Linked DNA regions of Homo sapiens: region 2 is linked to region 1. Evidence: read pairs that join two places in POLR2A ChIA-PET (ENCODE). Cell type or tissue: GM12878. All regions are shown on one strand. Each heading gives the region's core, and the rest is flanking DNA. Links, peaks and the distances in the headings are about the cores only.

The links. Peaks named below come from ENCODE experiments on the same cell type or tissue, not always from the same donor. Only the 100,000 strongest peaks of a DNase experiment are listed, where the experiment ranks them.
Region 2: POLR2A ChIA-PET joins it to region 1 with 14 read pairs; 3 of 35 experiments call an interaction of 5 or more read pairs at or near these places.

Annotation. Positions count from the first base shown.
Region 1 is chr6:63,525,367-63,536,571 of GRCh38, forward strand. It overlaps a transcript of LGSN not described here and a transcript of PTP4A1 not described here. Among named protein-coding and RNA genes, the nearest start is that of PTP4A1, 42 kb to the right of the region's middle. In GM12878, for the core only: no CTCF peak of the experiment used is centred there; no DNase peak of the experiment used is centred there.
Region 2 is chr6:63,382,368-63,393,572 of GRCh38, forward strand. It overlaps a transcript of LGSN not described here. Among named protein-coding and RNA genes, the nearest start is that of LGSN, 68 kb to the left of the region's middle. RefSeq lists an enhancer at 7,197-7,286. In GM12878, for the core only: no CTCF peak of the experiment used is centred there; a DNase peak (open chromatin) is centred at 1,754; H3K27ac peaks cover 410 bases.

The DNA of each region.
Region 1 (11,205 bases), core at 1,845-9,844:
AGAGAGAACAGACGGGAGGAAGGAGGTGGAACACACTCCTTCCCGTTTGCTTGCTATTCTTGTCAGTATCACCTAGCTGTGGTTCTTCACGCCAGCAGTTCTAGCTTTTTCTAGTAGCAGTTGGTTCCAGTTTCCACTATTTCCCCATCTCCCAGAACCTAGTTCATGCCACTCTCTCAGAGCATCTTCTGAAATCTGGGTTCCAGCTCCACTGGACTCTCCTCTGCGTTCTGAAGCACCAGTGCCATCCAGGCAGCTTCCTCACCTCAGAGGTCTGGATTCCAGCTTCCACCTTCTCCAAGCTTGTAGTTTCCAACAACCCCAACCTTTCACCTTTCCCCCCAGGCCTAGTGGTAGCAGCTGCTTTCTGCAATTACTTTCCCTGTGTATTTGTTCCTTTTTCCCCTGTCAGTCCTCCAATATCTATATAACTAAATTTCCCTGTGTAAATTATCTCTTAAAATAGTTGGTGTGGTTTCTTTTTTCCTGACTAAACCCTGACTGATACAAATGTTAATATTTGAGTTCTAGTGAGTTGGGACATTAAGGAGACAACGTATCTCTAAGACAGTCTCTTCCAATTGTCAATTGTTTAAACCTTCTTTCGGTACCAGTATACAAAAGAGTGGTGCCAGGAGTTTCAACCACTATATTTTATTGCCTTAAGAAATTTCTAGGCCAGGCGCAGTGGCTCATGCCTGTAATCCCAACATTTTAGGAGGCCAAGGCGGGCAGATCACCTGAAGTCAGGAGTTCAAGACCAGCCTGGCCAACATGGTGAAATCCCGTCTCCACTAAAAATACAAAAATTAGCTGGGCATGGTGGTGGATGCCTGTAGTCCCAGCTACTCAGGAGGCTGAGTCAGGGGAATCACTTGAACCAGGGAGGCGGAGGTTGCAGTGAACCAAGATCTCACCACTGCACTCCAGCCTGGGTAACAGAGCAAGACTCCACCTCAAAATAAATAAATAAATAAAAGAAATTTCCAGAAGCTTTGGGTTCTAGAATAGCTGATAACAAAGTTGAAATTCTATTATCAAAAATGAAGAATTCTTACATAATCTTTCCCAGAATCAGAGCCAATCCAGTTCAACAGAGAGGAAGACCACGTATGATAAATCCGCAAGCAGAACAAAAATATTTTTTTAAAAAGATTTTTAGGCCAGGCGCAGTGGCTCATGCCTGTAATCCCAGTACTTTGGGAGACCGAGGCAGGCGGATCGCAAGGTAAGGAGATCGAGACCATCCTGGCCACCATGGTGAAACCCTGTCTCTACTAAAAATACAAAAATTAGCTGGACGTGGTGGCGTGTGCCTGTAGTCTCAGCTACTCCGGAGGCTGCATTTCTTGAATCTGGGAGGCAGAGGCTGCAGTGAGTCGAGATCACACCACTGCACTCCAACCTGCGACAGAGCAAGACTCTATCTCAAAAATGTATATATATATATATATATATATATATATATATTTATTTATTTATTCTTCTTAAGGGCTTCCATAGGATGCATTACTTGCACTATCTACAGGACAAAAGACCAAATGTTGGATTTATATGTAAGGGCATCCATGATGTTATGCACTTCTTCAAAATGATTTCAAGTTTATCTTTCTTTATTAGGGCACTGCTTCCACATGAGCTCATTGTTGTTCCCTGCTGCACCTTATATATGTATTTCTACCTTCATGTCTTGACTCAGGCAGTTTCTTTTATCTGAGAGTCCTTATTGAATATACAAATACCTGAGCAGTCCTCATAATGGATACTCAACACATGTTGGAACTGGCTTGGATTGCCTTTCTTCTACAGTGAGTCTTCCTCAGAATTAGTCTGCTTTGAAGTGCTATAGCAGTTACTTTATGTGCACATTTTAAACAGAGCACATGTTCTCTTCTGAATTGCTTGTGTCTATGTTCAATCTTTCCTCCTAGATTTATAAACTCTTTAAAGACATGCCATATATCTTACAGATTCTCGTATCACCACAGTAACCCACAGACCTTGCATAGAATATTGACCAATAAGTGCCGAGTGAATAAGGACCTAACAAATAGTCATCTACTATTTGATGGGTCTTTCCTTTCTCCTCTTCTTATGTTGTAGATATCTCAAAAGCTTTTCAAAATGTAGAGGGTATAAATAATATCTAATGTGCTTTATACTGTGTCCACAGTATTATAAAATAATATTTTCACTTTTCTAGATCTGCATGATACTTCCCATACATTAACTATTTAAGTTTCGGTGACAACTCTTCCATTTTAACCAAGAAAACTGAGACTCTGAGAACTTAAGTAACCATGTCCAAGGTCACGTAATGAGACAGTGATGTTTCTGGAATTCGAAAAGGGCTCTTTCACATACATTGCATGGTCTCTTGGGAAGTTAGAGCTTAGACAGTGACGATAACAGTGATGAGCTCACCTGACAGATTGCTCTTTTTCCTCTGCAGAGACTTGCTTCAACACCAGGAAGAACATGAAAGGGTGACTCATAATTCCCAGCAGCAGTGCCAGTTCATGTGCTGGGATTCTGACCACAAGCCTAACAATCAGGTCAGGGAGTCAGATTTCTGTTGGATTTAGAAAAGCATCTATGTGTTTATGAAAGAAACCCACTGGATTTTTAATAGTTCTGCAGCTCTTGGAGGCTCTACATCTACCCTTTCTCCCCAGCCAAGAGCATGGCTATGGGAGAAGGAAGGCAGGCAGCAGGCAGGTAAGTGTGACTTCCTCACTTCCCCTACCTTCTCATCTTAAAGCCATAGAGTGGTTGCTGGGTAACCCACTCCTACATATATTGGTTCATAAAGCCTAGTGAGCCACTGAAATTCTTACTGATCTGTAAAATTTCAAACACACTAGTAACACAGACAGCCATGGTGTAGATGACTTGAGCACACATAGTATATTTTCTGCTCCCATTGGGCTGTTTGAAGAATAGCATTGGCTGGGCACAGTGGTGTGAACCTGCAGTCCCAGCTACTCTGGAGGCTGAGGTGGGAGAATCGCTTGAGCCCAGCAATTAGAAATCAGCCTGGGAGACACAGTGAATCTCTGTCTTTTTTTTTTTTTAAGGCCGGGTACAGTGGTTCATGCCTATAATCCTAATACTTTGGGAGGCCAAGGTGGACAGATCGCCTGAGCCCAGGTGTTCAAGGCCAGCCTGGGCAACATGGTGAAACCTCATCTCTACAAAAAATATAACAAAACAAATTAGCCAGCCATGAAAAACTAGCCAGGCATGGCGGCATGCATGGTGGTGTGCGCCTGTCATCCCAGCTACTCAGGAGGCTGAAGTGGGAGGATTACCTGAGCACGGGGGAGGTCAAGGCTGCAGTGAGCCAAGATTGCACCACTGTACTCCAGCCTGGGGGACAGAGTGAGACCCTGTCTCAAAAAAAAGCAAGGTTTAATATCAACTTTGGTGGCACCCTCCACAGAGTATTTATACTATAGAATATGTTTTATAAAAATATTTGGGAGGCCGAGGCCGGTGGATTACCTGAGGTCAGGAGTTCAAGACCAGCCTGACTAACATGGTGAAACCCCATCTCTGCTAAAAATACAAAAATTAGCTGGGCGTGGTGGCACATGCCTGTAATCCCAGCTACTTGGGAGGCTGAGGCAAGAGAATCACTTGAATCTGGGAGGCAGAGGTTACAGTGAGCCGAGATTGCACCACTGCACTCCAGCCTGGGCAACAAGAGCGAAACTCCATCTCAAAATATATATATGTGTGTATATATATATATGTATATATATGTGTGTGTATATATATATGTATATATATGTGTGTATATATATATATGTATATATATGTGTGTATATATATATATGTATATATATTTGCTAATAACTTTACAGAACTTTCATATAATTTAGACAGGTGTCTAGGTTCTCTGGAGTCTCAGAAAAATAATACCTAGTCTTTCTCTACATAACATTTGATACATAAAATGGTCTTATTGCAAGACAAATATCAGAACAAAGATCAAACTGCTTAATTTCCTACATCAATTCAAGCAGAAACTTTTCAATTCAATCTCAAACTTTTAGGCAAAATAATTGTCCAGATTACTTTGCTTCTCTCACTCCTGCTCCTCCTCCTTCACCCCTCCCTTGCCTCTCTTGTCTCTTTTTCTAACAACCTAGCCTTCCTTTTCTACCTCTCTCGCTTTTAATTCTCACCCCTTTCTTTCCTTTTGTAGAGGAGGGGCTTAAACTTTTAAGAAATTGCTTTGTTTGCTGTACTCTCTCAAAAGCTTGGTTTGAGCAGCCAACCCTGTTTGCATAAAATGAAAGTTAGAAAACTAAAAGTTTTGTGAACCAAGGGTGGAGGAAAAGGTTATGCATTTTATCACACAGTTCATCATCCTATCAGCCAAGAATGAGGTTCCGTTTTTCTGAGTAATCCCTCACCTACCCACATCCTATATTGGCAAAATACGTGCGTAAGAGGAATTGGCAGGAGCTATCAGAGAACTAAAAATTATCAATTAGGTGTAAAAATATGTCTGCAGTTACCAGTAAGTTAGTATTTTCACTATTAAAGAAATAGGATATTTTGCCATTACAAATAGTTATGTAATTTGTCTTTTCACCATTATTTAGGTACCTTTATAGAGTTATGAGTAATATTTCACTTTTTGACAAAAAGAAAATTAGAATCATGAAGATTAACTGTTTCTCGAGATAGGGCAAGGATAATAACAGTATAGATTTCTGAAAATGAGCCGATAGAAAATCAATCCAAAGAAACTGACAGAAGGAAGTCAAATTGGAACCATCCAAAATGATATAACAATGAAATGTGATCATTAAAACAGCCATGAAGTTAATTTACTTAACACTTTTTTTTCATACACTGGAGTCAGCAGATTATTCCAAGGTGAAGAAAAGGCATAGATGTAACCTTGTAAGAGGACAGCTGTGAGACACAGCTACAGACAAAGCCAGCCTGAGAAAAAGCACAAAGGCTGAATATTAAATTTATATGATGGTACTGGAAGGCAGCCAGGAGTGGTTTGCCCTGCCTTTTATTCCCAAATCTGTAGTTGGGATGGTACCATAAGATGCTCTAGGTAAACATGAAGGCTTAGACGCCCAGATGTAAATGGCTGCCTCATACAGTCACACAGGCTATTTACTGCACAACTCCAGTGGACGCCGTTCACATAGGCTACAATGTGAAAAAAGCCCCCTGAATTTGTGAACATGGAGGCCCTTCTGTGCTAAATCACTAGGGTCATAGGGAATAATAGAAAAAAAGGAGAAGATAAAATTGTATTAAACTATCATAAAGATTTTTTCAAATAAAACATATACATAGAAAAATGATCAGAAGGAAGTACATCAAAATGAAATTTCTAGAGGCATACCTGAATTCATTTTTTCTTATTCCTAGTCTTCTGTATTTTAACATTGAATAAATCAGCAGTTTTAAAATAAATTAACATTTAATAAAGTAGTACCTTAAAACATCCAAATTGATACTTTCTTATAGCTTCAATGCTATAAACTATCAGAGATGTAATGATTAGAATGGTTTCCATACCAATGGAAAATCCTTTAGAAAAATGAGCACTATTTTTCTACATTTGTTTGCATTTTAACCTAGCTTTATAATTTCAACTATTCAACTAAATATAAGAATGAGCTTTGCTTGTGAAAATTCTGATATTATAAATACTAGAGAACTTCTATATTGTGTGTCCAAAGATAGATCAGGTTTCAAGCACAGTTCCCTCAGTCTCCAAAGTCCTCTCAGTTCTGCCTGCCTCTTGAGTTGGTGTCCATCAAGATAACTGCAAGCAATGAGGGCTACCTGCTTCCTGGTTCACAGCCAATGGGCAGAGACTGTCCACCTCTAAACTAATCACAGACTAAGAAGAGGATTTGGTTTAATTAGTGGGGAATAGATGGAATGAAGGGCAAATACCGATTTGTGAGGCCTGTAACATTTTCAGTCTGGGGGTTCTCTTTAACTAAAACAATAAAAAATTTATTCCAAAAATGAACATTTATTTGGAAAGAAAAAACATAACAAATTATAATTTTTAATGCAAAATGCCTACATAGACATCACAAAATCCAGAAGAGATAATGTAATATTTGTATTAAGTTCCTGACCCATATCTATTATGCTTTTTTTTTTTTTTTTTTTTGTAAATGCAGTGGTGCCTGCCATCTTAGCTCACTGCAGCCTCAACCTCCTGGACTCAGGCAATCTTCCTCTCTCATCCTCCTGAGTAGCTGGGACTATAGGCACGAGCCACCATGCTTGATCAATATTTCATACTTTTTTGTAGGGATGGGGTTTTACCATGTTGCCCAGGCTGGTCTTAACTACTGGACTCAAGTGACCCACCTGTCTTGGCCTCCCAAAGTGCTGTGATTACAGGCATGAACCACCATGTCCAGCCTCCCATAACACTTTTATCTGCATGTTTATGGCCACATACACTTTTTTTTTTTTTTGAGACAGAGTCTTGCTCTATCACCCAGGCTCACTGCAACCTTGCCTCCCGGGTTCAAGCAATTCTCTGCCTCAGCCTCCCGAGTAGCTGGAATTACAGGCATCCACCACCATGGCTGGTTAATTTTTGTATTTTTAGTAGAGACGGGGTTTCACCATCTTGGTGAGGCTGGTCTTGAACTCTTGACCTTGTGATACACCCACCTCGGCCTCCCAGAGTGCTGGGATTACAGGCGTGAGCCACCACGCCCGGTCAACCACATACTCTTTGATTGCCTCTTCTTATGACAACTTTATAATAGTTAATAAAGAAAAAATTAGAAATAACAATTCAATCTTTCCTCTCACATATATAATTGAAATTGTTACTGAAATTTTGAAAACTTTCTTCTAGTGTCACAATTTATTATGAGTGAAGTCATACAAATTTTCAGGAATATTGTCAAATTTTGGTAAATCTCTATTAAGTTGTTTTTTGATCTTTTCCTATAAGATTTTCCACAGTTTAGCTTCTGGATTCATACCTCTCAAATCTTGAATCTCCTCTATGCTCACATACTACCAGTACCAGCCACAGGACCTGCTCATGGCTGCATACATCCTATGTATGGGTCAGCACAGCACAGTGGATGGTAGGACTATTTCTGGAAGCCTTTTCTATACCAAGGCAGCTAGCTGTACATGGAGGTAGGTGCAAACCAGGTAAATAAATGCCATTAAATCCACAAAAAAAAAATCTCCCCATTCACTATCCCCTTATTAAATCTCAAAAATGTCCTATGCCACTGTACAGCTTTCAACCGAAGAGCAAGTATGATGGAGGGGAGGAAGTTGGAGAGTGAAACAAAAATCAATCATATTATAACTATGAGAGTTAAAATATTTTATTGTTACAAATTTTCCAAAAACACATGAGCATGTTCAATCAGTATCTAGGCCCCAAAAGATTGAATTCTATTTGGGAATAAGCTACCAAAAAATATCGTCTGGAAAAAAAAATAGTGCACAATATATTTTTTGTTACACTGATCAAATTATATCTGCTTTTTAGCTAATCCATTAATAATTAATGTATTGCACTAAGGTATTACATACCCGATGTGAGCCTTCATCCTATGGCATGGGAAGGAGGGGTTAGTCACAGAAATATCACCAGACACTGCCTTTGAAGAGCTACTGACCTGACAGAGGCATCAAAATCTATAAGCATTCATTTTCTCCTTTAAGAGACTTGATAGATTAAAAGAAAACAATAAGGCTGGGCGAGGTGGCTCATGCCTATGATCCCAGCACTTTGGGAGGCTGAGGCAGGTGGGTCACTTGAGGTCACGAGTTCAATACAAGCTTGGCCAACATGGTTAAACCTGGTATCTACTAAAAATACAAAAATTAGCCAGATGTGGTGGCGCACACCTGTTTTCTCAGCTACTTGGGAGGATGAGGCATGAGAATCACTTGAACCTGGGAGGCAGAGGTTACAGTGAGCCAAGATTATGACACTGCACTTCAGCCTGGGCCACAGAGCAAGACTGTTTCTCAAAAAAGAAAACAATAAGATGAATATATCTTGTCATTAAAAATATCTTAATTTTGTATTACACAGAATAATTACATGAAAAAATAAAGGCTAGAACAGAGCTCTTTAAAAAATAGTTTGGTTGGAGATTCACAGTGAGTTTGCTCAAGAAATAATGCTTACCAAACTATAGTATGCGTTGTTTAATCTTGAATACAAAGCTATTTAACTTTTGCAGCAGTTTTATGGCTGAGGGACTAGAGCACATGATTAAATTTACAGATAATAGCAAATTAGAATAAATGGTTATTACTTGGGAGGACAGGATTAGAATTCTAAATGACTTTGTAAAGCTGCAGAAGGAGGCATATAGACTAATGAGCAATAGCATTGAGAAATGTATGGGGAAGTATACTTAGGATTTTTTTTAAAGTTACACAAACAAAATATAGCAAATTCCTGAACAAACTTTTTTAATTAATTAATTAATTAATTAATTTTTGAGGTAGGGTCTCACTCTGTCGTCCAAGCTGGAGTTCAGTGGTGTGATCTCGGCTCATTACAACCTCTGCCTCCTGGGTTCAAGTGATTCTCGTGCCTCAGCCTCCCGAGTAGCTGGAATAACAGGTGCACACCACCATGCCTGGCTAATCTCTGTATTTTTAGGAGAGATGGGGTTTCACCATTTTGGCAGGCTAGTCTAGAAATTCTGGCCTCAAGTGATCTGCCCACCTTGACCTATCAAAGTACTGGGATTACAGGCATGAGCCACAGTGCCCAGCCGAACAAACATTTTTTTAATGTGGAAACTGCCATTCATCACAAATTGAACACACATCAGAATGTATGGCAATTACGTTTAAAAAAAAAGTTTTACTTTGGACATGGTTTAACAGTGTAACTGGAAGGAAACAGAAAGCAATATGTTTTTCTACTACATCTGATGCCATGCAATCTCTCTGGGATCCAGGTTCACTCTAAGTTAGGAGCAATGGTTCTCTGAGGACATTTGAATACAGAACTAGTAAACCTGATACATTTCTCCACTGAGTGAAGGTAATAACACAGAAGCCATCACCACACACACAGAGAAACACACACACACACACACACACACACACACACACCTCTAAAACTGGGGTCTAAGCCAATGCAGTACTTACAAAACATTTATGCTGGGTGCAGTGGCTCAAGTCTATAATCGCAGCTATGCAGGAGGCTGAGGCTAGAGAATTGCTTGAGCCCAAGAGTTAGCCCAGGCAACGTAGCAAGACACCATGTCTCTAAAAAATAATAATAAAATTGTCACCAGGCACGGTGGCTCATGCCTGTAACCCCAGCACTTTGGGAGGCTGAGGCAGGTGGATCACCTGAGGTCAGGAGTTCGAGACCAGCCTGGCCAACATGGTAAAATTTCTTTACTAAAGAATTTCTTTAGTAAAGAATTTCATAAAGAATTTCTTTACTAAAGAATTTAGTAAAGATTTCTGTACTAAATTCTTTACTAAAGAATTTCAACATGGTGAAATTTCTTTACTAAAAATACAAAAACTAGCTGGGTGTGGTGGCACACATCTGTAATCCCAGCTACTCTGGAAGCTGAGGCAGGAGAATTGCTTAAACCCAGGAGGCAGAGGTTGCAGTGAGCCAAGATCGCATCATTGCACTCCAGCCTGGGCAACAAGAGTGAAACTCCTTCACAAAATAATAATAATAATAATTGTAAGAATGTTAACATATAAACAGTATTTTAGGTAATAAAATACATGGGGTGTGGTCCCTGTGGATGAAGAAAGATTTAGAAGGATTAAAAACACAGTAATAGGACAGGCACAGTGGCTCAGCCTGTAATTCCAGCATTTTGGGAGGCCAAGGAGGGCAAATCACTTGAGGCCAGGAGTTTGAGACTAGCCTGGCCAACATGGTGAAACCCCGTTTCTACTAAAAATACAAAAAATAAGCCAGGCATAGTGGCATGCTTGTAATCCCAGCTACTCAACTTGGGTGCCTGAGGCACGAGAATCACTTGAACAGGGAGGCAGAGGTTGCAGTGACCCGAGATTGCACCACTGCACTCCAGCCTAGGCAACAGAGCGAGACTCTGTCTTAAAAGAAAAAAAAAAGCAATAATATGCATTTCCCTCCTTAATTAAATGGTGAATAAACTTCATTTATTCTATAACTAAAATTAGTGGCATTTGCCAGTTGTACATATGTGTCATATGATTCTTTCAGGGATAATATGAGGTATCGAATGTTAATAAATGTAGAAATATTTATAAAAATCAATGTAATACTTAGAGCAACATCATAAACACATTTATAGTAGTTTTGATGAGTTAGTCACAAGGATTGTGCCTTTGTGATATCAAAGGATCACAAAGCTGACAGCCTTCCGGAAGATTATGGCTAGTTAAAAATCAATAGCTATATTTAGGCTGGCCACGATGGCTCATGTTAAGTCCAGCACTTTTTTATTTTTTGAGACAGAGTCTCGCTCTTGTCAACCAGGCTGCAATTCTCCTGCTTCAGCCTCCCGAGTATCTGGGTTTACAGGCGTGCGCCACCATGCACAGCTAATTTCTGTATTTTTTGTAGAGACAGTGTTTCACTGTGTTGGCCAGGGTGGCCTGGAACTCGTGACATCAGGTGATCCACCCACCTCGGCCTCCCAAAGTACTGGGTTTACAGGCTTGAGCCACCACTCCCGGTCTGTAATCCCAGCACTTTGGGAGGCCGAGGCCGGTGCATCACCTGAGGCCAACAGTTCCAGACCAGCCTGGCCAACAAGATGAAACCACGTCTCTACCAAAATACAAAAATTAGCTGGGCGTGGTGGCGGGTGCCTGCAGTCCCAGCTACTCAGAGGCTGAGGCAGGAGAATCGCTCGAACCTGGGAGGCGTAGGTTGCAGTGAGCTGAAATCCTGCCACTGCACTCCAGCCTGAGCAACAAGAGCTAGATTCTGTCTCAAAAAAAAAGGAAAAGGAAAAAGAAAAATCAATAGCTATATTTAATTTTGACACAGGTCATTTTATCCCTCTGCTTTACTGGTATTTGAAAACCAATCACAAAAGTTTAAGGATATCCCATTAATTTCCCAGACAGAGTGAATTATATAACAAGATTAGATTAGATTAAAACAGTGGTATTCAAAAACATCTGAACTCAGGAATTTTCGTGGGGAACAAATCACCACTTATATTTTATCCA
Region 2 (11,205 bases), core at 1,737-9,736, 140 kb before region 1:
TCTTGCATTCTGGCTGCAGGTGAAGCAACCAGTCTGTGCACTTCCAACCACTTTAATATAGGTTTTCTTTTACAGCACCTTGTCTCAGACCAGTCCCCAGGAGCCTCTCATCTTCTGCCCAGGTGTTCTCTGTTGACCACACTATGTGAGATGACACAGAAGCATGTTTTGCACCCATGCATGTGTTACCTAGGAGGGTAAAGCCAATCATTTGACCATTGAGAGATACAGGTTTCTCACTGTCTCAGAAGGACAGTCCTAAGACACATTTTATGTGCCTGGGTGATTGAGGAGCTAGTTGCCTGTAGACATATATACTTGATAATACATTGTCATTTTGCATCTCTCTTCTGTTTGGCTCACCTTTGATCTCTGGACTCAATACTTCCCAATAAAGTGTTTTAAAACAAGACTTTGTCTCAAGCTCTGCTTCCTGGCAAACCCAAGCTAAGATATAACTGTACAACATATACATATATAATAAGAATTACTGCTGTCACATACTGTTAAGTTACAACAGTTCAAGAATGGGTAAAAGTAAATACTGTTACCATCATTATTAGCCATGAAAAAGACAAAAGGGATTATCTAGCTCAATGATCTTTCTAAGTTTATGTAAGACCCACATTCTAATTAATTAAATAGCTACAGGCATATGTATCTCAAATTCAAAAGACTGCTTAACCTTTCCTGCTTTTGTTCATGTTAAGAAGGAAAGCCTTAAGCACCTTTAAAAGAGCAGATTTATTTGTTTGTTTGTTTGTTTGTTTGTTTTTATAGAGATAGGGTATAGCTATGTTGCCCAGGCTGGTCTCAAATTTCTGAGCTCAAGCAATTCTCCTTCCTCAGCCTCCCAAAGTACTGGGATTACAGGTATGAGCCACCACATCCAACCAAGAGTGGATTTTTTTTTTAAAACTTTCTCAATGACAGAAGGGAAGTCAACCAACTCATAGGTTCATACCCACACAAAATAGCACATAAACCTTGTTTAACCATTACTTACACACACACACACACACACACACACACACACACTCTTGCATGCACATACACAGACCCAGGGGATCAACAGCATATTCACACAGGGATAAGAATACACCAGAACAGAATAGACCAAAACTTAGAGATAAACCTTTTGAACAGGGCGTTTTTTTAATCCAGGTAACTACTTGATGATCATAGTGCAAATTATGCCCTCATAAATAAAAATAAGACACAAAACAGATTATAGAAATTCTAAGTCTTTACTAAACTAATTTTCTCAGATTGTGCTGGACACAGACAAGTCATATACTAGATTCAATGCCATTAACTATACACTATAATAGTTTCTAATATCCATGTATTACCTTATATTTTAATAACTTTTTCACTGAGTTGTCTTATTTAATCCTCCAAATCTGTGAAATAATTGACTTTATCATTCCCATTTTACAAATAAAGATCAGAGAGGGTAAATAACTCATAGAGGATACAGTATACTGCCTGCACTGCAAAGTCAGAATTTGTAGAACTATTTATTGAGCCACCCTTTCAAACTCATTTTATCTCTGGTTATTCATTAATATTGTCTCCCACATACCAGCTTCTCTGCTAACCACTTCTCTAACTTGACATTCTAAAAGGATCCTAGATGTCTGCTTTCAGTTCCCTAGATTTCACCACTCCTTAGTGTATTTACAGTCTCCTCTGCTTCTAAACGTTTAGACCAACCCAAATCACCCATAAACCACAAACCTATGATGATTGTGCACACCAGTTGGCTGCCTTCCTAGAAGTCCTCCCCAGTTTTTTCCATGCTTGAAGGGCCCTGATTTCATTTGATGTCTACCTCTCTTCCTGCCACGAGAACCAAGGAGGGGTTACCCCATTTTCAGTTCCAAGAGTAAATCTTGATAAGCCTATACCAATAATTATGACCCCAGTTGTTTTTCCAAGGATTGGTTTAAGCATGATCACATGACCTAATTCTGCACAATGAGACATGAGGGGAGATGATATGGGAGAAACTTATGGAAAGGTTTTCCACTACCGTTATGAGCAGAATTGTGTTGAATTAATACGTTGAAGCTCTAACTCCCAGTACCTTAGAATATGAATGCCTTTGGAAATAACACCTTGTGTGTGTGTGTGTGTGTGTGTGTGTGTGTGTGTGTGTGTGTGTGTGATGGAGTTTTGCTCTTGTTGCCCAGGCTGGAGTGCAATGGCACAAGCTCGGCTCACTACAACCTCCACCTCCCAGGTTCAAGCAATTCTCCTGCCTCAGCCTCCCAAGTAGCTGGGTTTACAGGTATGCACTACTACACATGGCTAATTTTGTATTTTTAGTAGAGACAGGGTTTCACCATGTTGGTCAAGCTAGCTGGTCTCAAACTCCTGACCTCAGGTGATCCCGCCTCAGCCTCCCAAAGTGCTGGGATTACAGGCATGAGCCACTGAACCCAGCTGAGATAATGTCTATAAAGAGGTTACTAAAATTAAATGAGGTTTTATGGGAAGTCCCTAATCCAATCTGACTGATGTCATTTTGAGAGGAACTATGGACACTTGAAAAGACACCAGGGATAAGCAAACAGAGGAAAGACTATGTGGGGACACAGAGAATGTGGCCAGCTGTAAGCCAAGGAGGATGACCTCAGAAAAAACAAACCTGTGAATCTTGGTGTTGAACTTCGAGCCTGCAGACTATGAGAAAATAAATTTCTGTTCTTTAGGAAGCTCAGCCTGTGGTATTTGGTTATGGCAGCCCTAGAAATCTAATATAGTCATTTAAAAATGACATGTAAATGAATTTTAAAATAATGACACAAGGAAGGAAGCACCCTTTCTGTTACTGGACATTTTGATATCTGATTATGAAGATGGGAATTGCTTTAGCCATCTTACACCTGTACAGAGAATCCATCTGAGAACTGGTTTCCATGTTGAGTATGGCAGATCTACCAAAATATACATAAAACAAAAACTTATTTCTTAATGATGCTGCTGAGCCACTGAATTAACTAAACTTAGATCACTCTGTCTTCAAATGTCCTCTTATATGAAAATAAGTTTCCCTGATTTCTTTAAGCTGTGGTTTTCTATAAATTATAGCCAAAATCATCCTATTGATACAATCAATTGGATAAAGTTTAGCTATTGACAAGCTAAGGCTGTTTCAGCAGTTGCTCTAGACTTTACTCCTTTATTACTCATCAGTTCTTAGTCTTCTTCCATTTCCAACTCTATACTCTTGGCTCTTAAGTTTTGCCTCCAACCCGTCACAGAGTTTTTAACTTATGTCTAACTTATCCATAGTTTTCTAAGCATTAGACTCTCAATTGTCCCCTATAAACTTGCTTAGTTTCTCTTAGGTGGGAATTACAATCTTGGATCTATCCACTTAAATGAAGTCCAAAGTCAGTTCCAAAATGTAGGCAAATTCAGAAAGATAAGCTAATAACCTATCTTTTAGTTGACATGGTCAACCCAATACATATATCTGTGTTATGCTCTGTTTATAAGTAATGGCAAATTCCTGAAGGACCGATACCCAATATCACATAGGCAAAAAGTCTGAGACCTCAGACCCAATTTCCTGACACCAACTACTTTACTAATTCCATTATTCATTATTCTACCCAATTAATAAATTTGATGTTAATATATTGGGACCAGATAGTATTCACTTAACAGTTTTAAAAAATTATAAGGTGAAAATGTAGAAATACATACAATTTCTCATTAACTTTATAAATTGCCAGAGATTTAAGGATTTATAAAATATTAAAAGGATTTTGTAATTGTAGAGTCTTACCTCCCTACTTGGAAGTTTGATAGAGACTTTATAAGCAAGAGAGGGACCCCTTTGTGAATATAGATAGGATGAATACATAGAGCTTAATCTATAATCCAAAATTCAGTGGGATAAGACATGCCACCAGGTAAACATTTTACTTTCTGTAGCTCAGCTACAAATACATTGACCTTGATCCAGCCATTGAGAATATCATTGACTTTCAGAGTTTTGGGGCTTTTTAATTTTTATTTTACTATTATTATTATTATTATTGCTTACTTGTTTGTTTGTTTCTGGCTAATTCTCCTTATCTGATTCTCTGATCCTATTTTGGTAACCTGTCTTTCATATTTCCAATCTCATTTCCTGATTTTTGCATCACTTTTCGTCAGGTATTGATTTCTGTATTCCTAGTCATAACCAGTTAACCTAAATGTCATTCTTGAAAATGCTTTGTATCTAATAATTCATTTTAATGGTCTTGGAACTATACAATACCTTGACTATACACTCAACATTGAAGTTCAACAAAAGAACCCATGTTCCTTTCCCTGACTCAATAAATATTTAGAGAGGGTAATCTACTGGGAAAAGAGTAATATGGTTTCTGTAAGGGGATATTATAGTCGTCTAGTAGCATTCTTTGAAGAGGTAAATTAATAAATAAGGGGCGGGCATGGTGACTCATGCCTGTAATCTCAATACTTTGGGAGGCCAAGGCTGGTATGGATCACCTGAGGACAGGAGCTCAAGACCAGCCTGACCAATATGGTGAAACCTCGTCTCTATTAAAAATACAAAAATCAGCCAGACATGGTGGCGTGCACCTGTAATCCCAGCAACTCAGGAGGCTGAGGCAGGAGAATTGCTTGAGCCCAGGAGGTGGAGGTTGCAGTGAGCTGAGATCACACCACCGTGCTCCAGCCTGGGCAACAGAGCAAGACTCCGTCTCAAAAAAAAATAAAAGAAAAATAGATAAATAAGGAAAACGAGCAAAGGTAAAGTGCAAAGACTTTAAATTCAGACCTTCGAACCAAAGATTATCTTAAAGGTGAATCACTCACTATTGGATTATACAATTAGCAGCCCTCTGTATCCATGTGTTCCTCTTCCATGAATTCAACCAACCATAGATCAAAAATATTCAGGAAAAGAAAAATGCATCGGTACTGAATACATAACGATGCATTTTTTCTTGTAATATTCCTAAAACGACAGAGTATAACAACTATTTACATAATTTACATATTATATATCTTTGTTGTATTAGGTATTATAATGATTTAAGAGATTATATAAAGTATATAGAAGCATATGCATAGGTTACATGCAAATACTTTATCAGATACTTGAGCCACTGCAGATTTTGATGTGCTCCAGAGGTCCTGGAACTAACCCCCCACAGATACTGAGGGACAACTGTATTCACAGAAAATATTTTATCATGGATTAAAAATATATATTAGTACAAAAAGTTAGAGCCTGAATTTTAGAGGAATCCATGCAATGGGAGAGATGTCACAGAGATCAGTACTGAGATTAACTTTGATCAATAATTTTTTTTTTTTTGAGCCAGGGTCCCACTGCAGTGGCATGATCATAGCTCATGATCATTGCAGCCTCAGTCTCCCAGGCTCAAGCCATCCTCCGACCTCAGCGTCCTGAGTAGCTAGATCTACAGGCATACCACCACATCTCGCCTGGCTATTTATTTATTGATTGATTTATTGATTTTGAGTCAGAGTCTTGCTCTGTCACCCAGGCTGGAGTGCAGTGGCACAATCTTGGCTCACTGCAACCTCCGCCTCCCAGGCTCAAGTGATTCTCCTTCCTCAGCCTCCCGAATAGCTGGGATAACAGGTGCCCACCATCATGCCCAGCTAATTTTTTTGTTTTTTTTTTTTTTTAGTAGAGATGCGGTTTCACCATGTTAGGCAGGCTGGTCTCGAACTCCTGACCTCAGGTGACCTACCTGCTTTGGCCTCCCAATGTGCTAGGATTCATGCCTGTAGCCACCATGCCCAGCAATAATTTTTGAAACAGAAGATGACTATGGAGTATCATTTCGTAATTTAAAAATGACTTACCAGTGGTGAATTATGAAGATAAGGAAAAAGTTTAGGAAATTTCACAAGGTAGGCAGTTGGACAGAAATTTAAGATACCAGCTTCTTGATGAGAAAAGTGAGGTCCTATTATGGGCTAAATTGTGTTTCCTGAAGATTCACATGCTGAAGTTCTAATCCTCAGTACTTCAGAGTGTGACCATATTTAGAGATAGCATCTTTAAGGAGGTAACTAAGTTAAAATGAGGCCAGTTAGGGTGAGCCCTAATCTGATATGACTGATGTCCCTGTAAGAAGAGGAAATCTGAACACAGGTGCACAGAGGGAAAATGATGTGAAGCCAGGGAGAAGACGGCCATTGACAAGCCAAGGAGAGAGGCCTCAGAAGAAACCAACCCTGCCAACACCTTCATCTTGGACTTCTAGGCTCCAGAACTGTGAAGAAATAAATTTCTATTGTTTGAGCCACCCAGTCTGTGGTATTTTGTTACAGCAGCCCTGGAAAAATAATAGAGGTCCTAAAGCTAGAAATAACGTAAATAATGGCCAAGGGATAACTGGCTTCGAGGGCCATTTGGAAAAACAAGACAGAGAACTTGTTGTCAGTCTAATGTGGTTCTAATAGACAAAAAGGCCATCAGAGTATTGATAAGCAGGCAGTGAGTTGAAAGCAGAATAGAAGACATTCTTATACTTGGCACAAACCATGTACAGTCACTCAAAAATCATCTTAGGATGCATATATTTAAGCAGAATGCACAGAAAGTAGTAACTCCTAGTCTACAAGGATGAAATACAAATAGGATGAGGAAGACAAAAAGGGAAGGGAAAAGAAGAAAAGAGCTAACCCTTATAAGTATTCATTCATTTAATCCTTATGGCCACCCCTACGTGTAAGTAAACTGAACATTATTGTCTCCACTTTGGAAAGGAGGAAACTGAATCACAGAAAGAGTAAGTAAATTGCTCAGAGTCACACAGAAAGTGAAAAAGCTATGATAAATAATAGATCTATTAATATAAGAACAAATCAAAAAATGTGAAACCTATTTTCTACTCTCATATTTTCTTACTAACAATAGAAAAGAAGCTTACCTTACATTTTCAGATAGAGAGGAAAGGATATTGAGCCTGATTCATTTTGTATCTTCTTGTGTTTCTATGTGTTCATTCTTAAACAAGTAATAGAAACTACACTCAGTCTAGAACATGTCAGTCTTATTTTGGCAAAACAATCCCACCGTCTTCTTCTGCATCTACCCTTGACCCCATTGCAAAATCTAGCACAATCTGATAACAGAAGAAGAGAACAAAAGAGAAAAATTTGAAGGAACTGTGTTTAACCTTAAGGAAAGCATGGCTTCTGTTTTGAACAATGGTCCTGTGTAGTTTCACTTAAATCTTATCTGTATACAAAACTCTTGGTTGCCACTCTGTGCTGTGAAACTGCTACATGGTTGCATTTCAATATTAAGTATGTAAGCCAGTGAGTAAACCAAACCATGATAGTTCATGAATCTACTAATGGAGACGATCATATCAGTACTATTATTCCAATACAGAAATTCAAAGGTAGTGCATACAGAAATAGAGATCATAAAATGCAGTCATTTTAAATTATTTTTTACACTAAAAATAATTTAGTCATTGTGCTCCAGACATTAAGTGCATTAATGTACATGCTTCAAAGTTTATCTCCTTTTTCTCTTCCTCCCCCATCCCCCACAAAAAAAAATGGTGAGAGAAAATTTTCTAGGTCTAATCTAAGCCTAAAGAAAACACACCTTTTGTGAATGCTAAGTAGGGAGATGTAGAAAATGAAGAGAAAAGACTCTAATGGTCTCAGAAACTGTATAAAGAATAATTCTACAGCTGAAGTATTTGGACACTTTCTTTCTTTCTTTCTTTTTTTTTTTTTTTTTTTTTTTTTTTTTGAGGCAGAGTCTCGCTCTGTCACCCAGGCTGGAGTGCAGTGGCGCAATCTTGTCTCACTGCAACCTCCTTCTTCCAGGGTCAAGCGATTCTTGTGCCTCAGCCTCCCAAGTAGCTGGGATTAAAGACATGCACCACCACTACTGGCTAATTTTTGTATCGTTAGTAGAGATGGGTTTTCACCATGTTGGCCAGGCTGGTCTCAAACTCCTAACCTCAGGTGATCCACCTGCCTTGGCCTCCCAAAGTGCTGGGATTACAGGTTTGAGCCATTGTGCCAGCCGGATTCCACAAATTTTGATCAACTATTATTTTCTTAGAATGCATGACCTATTGCCAAATTCACCACTTCATTGTCAGATTTTTTTTTATCAACAGGGAGGAGATTGTTACACAGGAATTGAATTTGTTTTATTGAAAATTGGAATCGGCCAGGCGCGGTGGCTCACGCCTGTAATCCCAGCACTTTGGGAGGCCGAGGCGGGCGGATCACGAGGTCAGGAGATCGAGACCATCCTGGCTAACACGGTGAAACCCCGTCTCTACTAAAAATACAAAAAAAAAGTAGCCGGGCGAGGTGGCGGGTGCCTGTAGTCCCAGCTACTCGGGAGGCTGAGGCAGGAGAATGGCGTGAACCCCGGGGGACGGAGCCTGCAGTGAGCCGAGATCACGCCACTGCACTCCAGCCTGGGCGACAGAGCAAGACTCCATCTCAAAAAAAAAAAAAAAAAAGAAAAGAAAATTGGAATTGAATTAGTTCAGATAATATCCTTAACTTTCTTATCTCTCTCCATTCACTTTCAATTATTTGAATTATAACAAGTTCCATTGGAAAGGATGCATACTTTTACCTTCTCTTTGGATAAAAGGTAATCTGAAATAAATTGATTGCTTCTGTTAAATAGACAAATAGAATTACTAAGTATTATCAGATCTCAAATAGCTCTAATAGAATATGTACACAGGTAAGACTCATTTAGCATTATTTAAAATCTCGTTTTTAAAAAATATGATAATGGAGACAAATTTGCTATTAAATAATTTATTTGCAATGTATAAATGTCCTTAGCAGTCAATCCTATTTGGGTTTGAGAAAAACATGACATTTTCAAGTTATCTTAGTTGGTGTAGGTCTAAAGATATGGAAGGGAAGTAAGAACCAAGAGGTTGTGTCTTAGCAACTACTCAGCCAGCAGCTGGAACTGTAGCTCATTCAGAATACACAATGTAGAGGACTGATAGCAGCTCTTACACTCAACAGCAACATCTGCAAAGATCCATGCATCTGTAAACTTCTGTTGCTTTTTCTGACAAGGATTCCCAACTTGTAAGTGGGTTGATTTCAGTCTCTGCTTGTACCTCTGTATCCTCCAACACTGTTCTCTCCACTTGCCTTCTCTCCACCTCAAGGTCTGTGTTAGCTTTTACTGTCTTGTGATTTCTGAAGCCTCAATGTGTCTCTAGTTCCTGCTCACTTAAGTTTCCCTCCAAATTCCCAAGGGAGATCTGCTTTACGGTTAGTCAACATCCAATATTGACCATTCTTGCTGGGCAGAGTTCAGTTACACTTCATGGGCTGATAGCGAGGCTTTTAGCTATCTCTGTCTCAAAGGTTAATCCTTGAACTAAGTCATTGCTGGTCCAGAAAAGCAGAAGTCACATGATGTAAAGCATAAGGGCCCTAGGAGCAGAGAAACACTCAGCTGTCTTTCATAGAAGAGGTCTTTGGACATGGAAGGACAATGAGCATGGGTTGACGCACAGAGCAACTTGGTCTCCTCTCCAGTATAAGTCTTCTTTTAAGGAATCAATGATATGAAAGTTTATTTTTAAAAATTACAAAACAACAACACTGGTTTCATCCTCCACCCCAAAATTCCAAGTAATTATAGTCATGTACTGTATAAAAACATTCTGGTCAACAATGGACCACATATAAAACAGTGGTCCCATAAGATTATAAAAGAGGAGGGGCATGGACCAGAAATCTGAGAGAGGTCAAAGACGCCCAGGCCAGGTGCCTCTCAGGTACTCATGTACTGATATGAAGTAGGAGGGGCGCAGTGCTAGAAGCCCCTTCCTCAGTGCTGCCAACCAGACACCCAGCCCATGGCAAACCCTGGCCTAGGGCTGCTCCTGGCCCTGGGCCTGCCTCTGCTGCAGGCCTGCTTAGGCCCAGCCTTGAGACAAACCTCCACAGCAGGGGCCCCTTCTGTAAATGAGAGCAGCACTATCATGCCCACCAGCTCCAGCTCCAAAGGGACCCTGTCTCAGGGGGCATCACTGCTATCATGTGGACTAATCCATCCTGGCCACCCTACTCCTGGCTGTGGGACTGGAACTACTGGTGCAGAAGCTTCAGGAGAAGCATAGATGGAGGCGGAAACCTACCTACCCAGCAGCCAGGAACAGGTGGGTGCCCATGCGCCACAGACCCTCAACTTCAAATTGCCTCCGGAGGAGTAGCAGCTCATCTGAACGCTGGTGTTAGAGGCCTTTGAACCAGAGTGACTCCATCTTGAATAGGGGCTGGGTAAAATTGATAAAGGAATTAAGAAGAAATTACTTAGGCAGATAATGAGGATATGGAAGTCCTCGGTAAGGTTTTCCTTTTAATGAAAAGCAACCCCAAATTATTTTTCTTTCTAATGAAGAGCAGTCTGTAAAACCGAGCTGCAGACATTGATTGGCAGTTGTGCCAATCATGTTCAAGATGGTGGCTCCATCTTCTTCTTCTTTTTTTTTTTTTTTTTTTTTTTGATATGGAGTCTTGCTCTGTCGCCCAGGCTGGAGTGCAGTGGCGCAATCTCTGCTCACTGCAAGCTCCGCCTCCCGGGTTCACGCCATTCTCCTACCTCAGCCTCCCGAGTAGCTGGGACTACAGGCGCCCACCACCACGCCCGGCTAATTTTTTTGTATTTTTAGTAGAGACGGGGTTTCACCGCATTAGCCAGGATGGTCTCGATCTCCTGACCTCGTGATACACCCACCTCGGCCTCCCAAAGTGCTAGGATTACAGGCTGAGCCACCGCGCCCAGCCAAGATGGAGTCTCACTCTGTCGCCCAGGCTGGAGTGCAATAGCTGGATCTTGGCACACTGCAACCTCTATCTCCTGGGTTCAAGCTATTCTCCTGCCTCAGCCTCTCCTCCCCAACCTGTAGGTGAGATTACAGGTGTGTGCCACAAAGCCCGGCTAATTTTTTTGTATTTTTAGTAGAGACAGGGTTTCACCATGTTGGTCAGGCTGGTCTCGAACTCCTGACCTCAAGTGATCTACCCACCTCAGCCTCCCAAAGTGCTAGGATTACAGGCGTGAGCCACCGCGCCTGGCCCATCTTCCCTTCTTCTGTACAGTAAGGAGCAGACAAGATGGCGCTGGTTAACTGGAAAGCCCATTTGCACAATAAGATTAGGGTGGGGCAACCA